Linked DNA regions of Homo sapiens: region 2 is linked to region 1. The links are chromatin contacts, found by Hi-C or POLR2A ChIA-PET in ENCODE. All regions are on one chromosome and are shown on one strand. The core of a region is the stretch at or near the end of the contact, and the rest is flanking DNA. Distances in the headings are between cores, read along the strand shown.

The links. A loop is a pair of places that touch in the nucleus more often than their neighbours do. ChIA-PET counts read pairs that join two places held with the same protein, here RNA polymerase II (POLR2A). Pooled maps may share reads with other maps.
Region 2: a loop to region 1 is called in a map of endothelial cell of umbilical vein, with 6 times the contacts of the local background. The contact joins two enhancer-like sites. A Hi-C loop is called at or near these places in 1 of 168 maps with a recorded cell type or tissue (endothelial cell of umbilical vein) and 7 of 50 pooled maps. POLR2A ChIA-PET finds 5 or more read pairs at or near these places in 1 of 52 experiments (SK-N-SH).

The regions. Positions count from the first base shown.
Region 1 is chr17:57,670,851-57,673,780 of GRCh38, forward strand. The region is part of intron 11 of MSI2 (musashi RNA binding protein 2); the gene reads left to right. Among named protein-coding and RNA genes, the nearest start is that of MSI2-AS1, 64 kb to the left of the region's middle. Within about 2 kb of position 1,546, at least 5 of the 41 ENCODE cell types and tissues checked have a DNase peak (open chromatin) inside an H3K27ac peak, as active enhancers do.
Region 2 is chr17:57,780,998-57,784,074 of GRCh38, forward strand. No RefSeq gene overlaps it. Among named protein-coding and RNA genes, the nearest start is that of CCDC182, 37 kb to the left of the region's middle. RefSeq lists a silencer at 2,384-2,563. Within about 2 kb of position 1,759, at least 6 of the 41 ENCODE cell types and tissues checked have a DNase peak (open chromatin) inside an H3K27ac peak, as active enhancers do.

The DNA.
Region 1 (2,930 bases), core at 296-2,795:
ACAAGTTACAGAGCTCTGTCTCTTTTTCATTCTTGAAGCAGTCCCATGAGTCAGATTGAATAAGGAAAGCATCACTCACTTGCTACAGATGAGGACTTGGGCTTGTGAGTGGCTTCTTAGCCCAAGGCACCTGACTGTAAGAGCAGAGCTGGGGTCACAGTCAGGTCTTCTGCCTCTGAGTCCAGTACTCCCTTTCCTTACATCATTGCTGCCTCTCTGTGGGTGCCACCTTGACTGGGAAAGCCCAGAGGATATTGGAGAGTGAGGATGAGGGGCAAAGAGGAACCTGCCATGGATGCTGCTGATGAAATGAACCTGATCACCGCAATGAGCCCCCAAACTGCCATCCTAGAGCAGGGCTTGTCCCAAGCCACTTAATGCTCATAGCTCCTGCTGCAAAAATGCCAAGACGTTTGCAAGACGTTGTCCTCTTCTGGGACAGGAGTCATAATATCCAATTTATAAACCTCAGCACTGTTTATTTATTCAACAAAGTGTGCTCCCTGTCCCCGCCCCCTCACACGCACACCCTAGCTGAGCAGTAGACAAGGTGCCCTTGCCCACTAAGAGCCATGTCCCATCCTCTCTTCCCAAGCTGATCCTGGTATATGGGACCAATTCTGGCCCCCCAAAATAAGTCTCCGTGCCTGGGGAAAGGCACCGTTCGCTTAGAAGGATCACTGAGAATTGACTGGAGAATGACTTCCACAGAAAGCACCCTCAGGTGAGAGATTTGGCTTCATGCCTTCCCCCACCCCCCAACCCCACTCCCCACCTCTCCTCTTAGAGGGAGACGGGTTCTCAAATGACCCCCTTTCCTGCGTAGCCAGCCAGTGTTCAGTTTGTGGAGTTACGCTGAGTTTGCAAAAGAAGAAAATTGCTTTGTCCCTAATGCCTTCCCACTGTCAGACAGCAGGAACAGCTACTGACAAGTTTATGTGCCGAGTGGCAGTCCCCATTCTCTCCTAAGCAGCCAGAGCCGTTGCTTTTTATGAGTCTTCTCAAAGATGCATGGGTTTCCAGATGGCTCGTTCGGGGACTTTAACATGCTTTCTGGAGCCTGGTTCTTCTGCTCACAGAGACAGACAGAGAGAAGTGTCGACTGTGGAAAATAGAGGCTCCTCTCTTCCATGCGCCCAGCCCTCAGGGGTGCGGGTTCCACTGCCCAGAAGCCTAGCTAGAGGCGGGACCAGCCAGAACTGGGTGCTTATTGCCTGCTGGCTGCGCCCTCTAGTGGGGACCCAGCAGCCCTGTCTTTCACCCCTGGCTGGGGGACATCTGCAAGGTGACTTTGAGCTGAGGCTCCGGCACCGTGATGAGCAAGTGCGTAATAAAACGGGACTTGGGATTTGAAAGCTGCATTCTAATACAGTGTCTTCTCCACGGTGATTTTAGTGTCATTTGATGGAGGAGGACTGAGCAAGGAGGGGTAATATAGACCTAAGATGAGCTGCTTATTGTGAAATTCCCTTCAGGCCGACTCAGAAACCACAGGCCTCCCCACACACAGGAATGGGAGCGGTTGCCAAGGATGGGCATAATACCAACAGCCCTTTTGTCTTCTATCTAAGCCTGCAGAAGGGGGTATTTCTGAACAGCACCCTTCTGTGGGCATGCTACATCCTGTCTCCGAGGCTGCTTCTGCTGGCTAGATTAGTCTCTAGGTGGCTCTCCTGCTGGAAGAAACGGAAACCTAAACCTGCCTCTCCCCACCCATTAGTTAGGTGGGCCTGCCCAACACCTTCCTGGGTTCACATCCGGCCAGACAAGAAAGAAGCCAAAAAACTTTCCGTCTACCACTGCGCCTCCTCATGCCCACCCCATCCTATTAGCCTAAAATGGAACGGGCTAATTAGTTTATTTGTATAGGGAGGGGTTTCAGCTGCCTGGACAAAACCAGGAGTCCACTGTCCAAGCTTCTTCTGTTTTCCTGAGCTCAGAAGAAAAAAAGTGTGTTAGACTAAGATAATACCGCCTTTTGAATATCTCGGCTTCATATTTGCCTCCATGAGTGAGAGGGCCAAGTGTTATCTGCAAGTTGAATCTTCTATATTCAAAAATCTCCATCCCTTTTTTCTGCCAGCGCATTCCCAGATCAGCCGTTCACTTGCTCTAAGCCTCTATAATTTATTTTTTTCTTTTCTCTTTAACCTGCTCTTTCCATTGGCCAGTTTATTCATTTCTCAGCTACAGCTTCAGAGGGGCTCACCTTCGGGCTTCCCGCCCCAAGGGCATCTGGAGGCTTCAGTTCTGTTTTCTCTGCTGAGTCAGGAGCCAGGCCCAGCTTGATTTGGTCTCCCGTGTATCTTTGTGTCTCTGTCTCAGTCTCCTGCTAGTGTGCCTTGGGTGCCTCATCAATCTCTTCCCATCCCTGTGACAAGTGGGTGAAAATCAATCCACTTCTGGCTCTTCCAGGCCCACCAGAACTGAGGGCCTCAAATCACAGGCCCCTGGGAAAGGGAGGGGCCAAAGCCAGGAGTGACCCCACCTGCATCGATGTTCTTTGCCTCTGCCATTGAAGGCAACTGGTCATAGGGCAGAGGGGGAGAAGCCAAGGGAGGCAGAAGGGAGAAGTGATTGTTGCAAGGAGCAGCCCTCTGGAGCCAAAGATGTGAAAGTGTGACTCTCAGAATGTCTGGTTCTTTAAGACGGGTTAGCCGTAGCCCAAAGGTAGCCAGCCCAGACTCACCTTGAGGCTTAAAAATCAGTAAGAACTTCCTTTAACAATTAAAAAAATATTGTTTTCCATTTTGGAAAAGAAAATAAAGTTTAAACTACTAAGGAGAAATAAAGGTGAGACAAAATTAACCTGGTTAACTGGTTGACAGGCTGCGGCCCTCATTAGGGTCAGAATGATGGGATTGGGGGGGCCGAGGCAGTGTCACCTTCCGCTGCCCCCCGATCTGCAACCCCACCACTCTCTGGATTTG
Region 2 (3,077 bases), core at 509-3,008, 110 kb after region 1:
AATCCATGCAGTATGTTAGGAAGGCTCCAAGAGATGAGGTCTGCTTGAAGGCGGGAAATTTGGCATCTATATGGGAAACCCTTTGGAAAACAGCTACAGACCCTTCTGCAAATCTCAGCCCCTCGGCTTTGGGGTATGAAAGAACAGGCCTTGAATTCTAGCTTCGCCATGCCTGACCTGGATGTGTGACCTCAGGAAAGATACCTACATTCTCTGAGCCCCATTTGATTCATTTGTAGGTTAGGGTAGGGGATGGCCATCCAATAAGTGTTGCTAAAAAATACCAGAAATAATTTTTGTAATGTACACTGTGCAATAATTGGCACATTATAGGTTCTCATAAAAGGCATTTTTACTTATCAAATTACATTTTCTGAGCACCCTGATGACGGGAGGGCAGTAAACTGGAATCAGGCACTAATCTAGAAAGGATGGTTAGTCTGTATGTTTTCCAAAGCAAAAAGAATCATGAGTTCTATTTATAGGCTCTGATGCATTCAGCCTTCAAGAAGCAACTCAAACCCAGGCCTCCATCCCATCAGCACCATCCCTGCCCCCTGCCCCAGTCCAGTGTTCCTGACCACAAAAGCCTGAAGCACGCCCTCTCTCCCCTAGACAAGGGGAGCAATCACTGTCAGAACCACTCACTTGATAATTAATCACAAAGGGACCTGTGACATCTCTTCTTCTGTAGTCGAAACTGATATGTTCACTGTTCCCAGATACTGAACTCCCCACGTATTTGGATCTCGTCTCTTCAACTAGATTACAAGTCCCTTGAGGGTGAGGTGCTTCCTTTACTTTTCGCATTCGATAGGAGATTGATACTTGTCGCACTTTGAATTTTTGTGTTTGTTTAGATCTAGTCCACAGGAAGTACAGCTACACTTGGCAGGCGCAGGGTGGAATAGCTGTAGTTCTAAACAGATCAGGACAGCTCTGGGACTGGCTGCTTCCAAGAGGGAAAGGCAAAATGCAAAGAACTCACAGCAGGAGGGGGCTTTCTGTGCCCCTCAATGTGTGGCTCTAACCACATCAGTGGGTGGAGGGCAACGCGATGCTGTCAAATCAGGGACCAGGTTTGTGTCTGGGGTGATGCCAGGACACTGGTTGCTTCCTGCCACCCACAGCTGCATCTGGGAGTCCTGGGCAGCAGCCACCTGGGGAAGCCAGACTTAATCAGGAAGTGTGGGGGCTGTCAGCAGGGGCAAGGGGCCACGCAGCCAAGCCAATTCTGGAATCTTTTGGAAAGAGGAAACATCCGGCTCCTCCTCCCTCACATCTCTGCTTCTGGGTCTGGGCTTGTGGGTCCCAGCTTGGGCTAAGGAGGGCCATGCTCCGGGTGGGAGCAGCTGTGTCCCCACCCCCTCCTTCCCATGCGACTTGAGGCCCTCTGGTCAGGACTGGAGCTGTCACATGCAGCCAGCAGCTGTGGTGGCGCCAGGCTCAGGCACCCACCACATGGCTTCCTTTTTTTTTCTGAGATGGAGTCGCCCAGGCTGGAGTGCAGCGGTGTGATCTTGGCTCACTGCAACCTCCGCCTCCTGGATTCAAGTGATTCTCCTGCCTCAGTCTCCCGAGTAGCTGGGATTACAGGCACGCACCACCCTGCCCTGCTAACTTTTATATTTTTAGTAGAGACGGGGTTTCACCATGTTGGCCAGGTTGGTCTCAAACTCCTGACCTCGTGATCCACCCACCTCGGCCTCCCAAAGTGCTGGGATTACAGGCCTGAGCCACCGCGCCCAGCCCACATGGCTTCCTTTTGATTTGGGGCCTCCCTGGCCAGCTGTGCCTCCCCCGCTACCAGGGCAGCAAATGGCCAGTGGTGTCCTCGCAGAAGGGGCGGAGGAGGGCGGGGAAGGATTAATGCCACCTGCTTCCCTCCTCGCCCTGTTTCATGTGACATGCACTTCAAAGCCACAGGACACTGCTGCCCTTCTTTGTTGCATCCCTGCAGATACGGGAATCTGATTTTCCCAACTAGGAATTTGTATTTCAGCGGTTCTAGTGCTTGGGATCTTAGAAAGAAGCTTGCTCAGAAAGAACTTAGGAAACAAAGCGATGTTTGAGTGCCTGCCCCGCAGCGGATCTACCCGTTCCAGGAGCTGAGCGAGACACCTACCACCTGCCAGACCCAGGGCATAGCCGAGGGCCTTAGCCTGCTGTCCCCACCGGGTCCCCACTATTTTAACACCAACACCCTGAAACCATGGGCCACCACCCCCCACCTCTACCCCGCCCCTACCCCACGACCCTTTCACCAGAGCAGAGGTTTTTCACAAATCTCCATAGAGATAGCTTTGCTAGCAGCAGCAGCAGCAGCAAACTCTGATGCAGAATGAGGAAGGGGAGAGCCTGGGGGTGTGGGTGGCGGGGGAGGGAGTCGTCGCAGTCCGGGAGCCAGGCTCTCGGCGCGTTGGGTCCGCCTCTCGTGACAGCAGAGCGCCCCCTGCTGCCCGAGCCCGGGTGGTGTCGCACAGCCAGGTCGGGGAGGGGGCGGAGCTGCTTCCTGGCACAGCGGGTCGCCCAGACGGGCGGGAAGAGGATGCAGTCTCTCGGTACTGAAGTCTGCCTGCAGTGGCCAAGGTCTGCCGCAGCCCCTCTGGGTTGGGGGCAGTTCTCTAGGGCGTCCTGGTTAGGTCAACGGGGGCTGGTTGGGAACCTGGCTCTACCATGCACCGCCTGCCCCGCTATGGACATATGGTTTAACCTCTGAAGCTTCTGTTTCTTCATTAAATTGAGATCATCAATTGTACCTGCATCACAGTGATGTTTTACAGAGATAATTCATGTAAAGCACATCCTAAGGTTTCAATAATAGTAGCTTATTATTATTGATTCAGCTGACACCTCTACAACTAAGTGATAGAACAACTGAGAGGGTCTGGTAGACAAAAGTCAGGGGATTTGTTTTTTCAAAGCATTTTCATCATTAAATGGATCTGATCTGGTCGCATGGGCACATTTGAGGGACATGCAACTTTGCCTAAAGGGGAAATAAATGCCAGAGATATTCACAGAAACATCAACCACAAACAATTACTGAACACATTGATCAATGCTCTAAGCTGTAC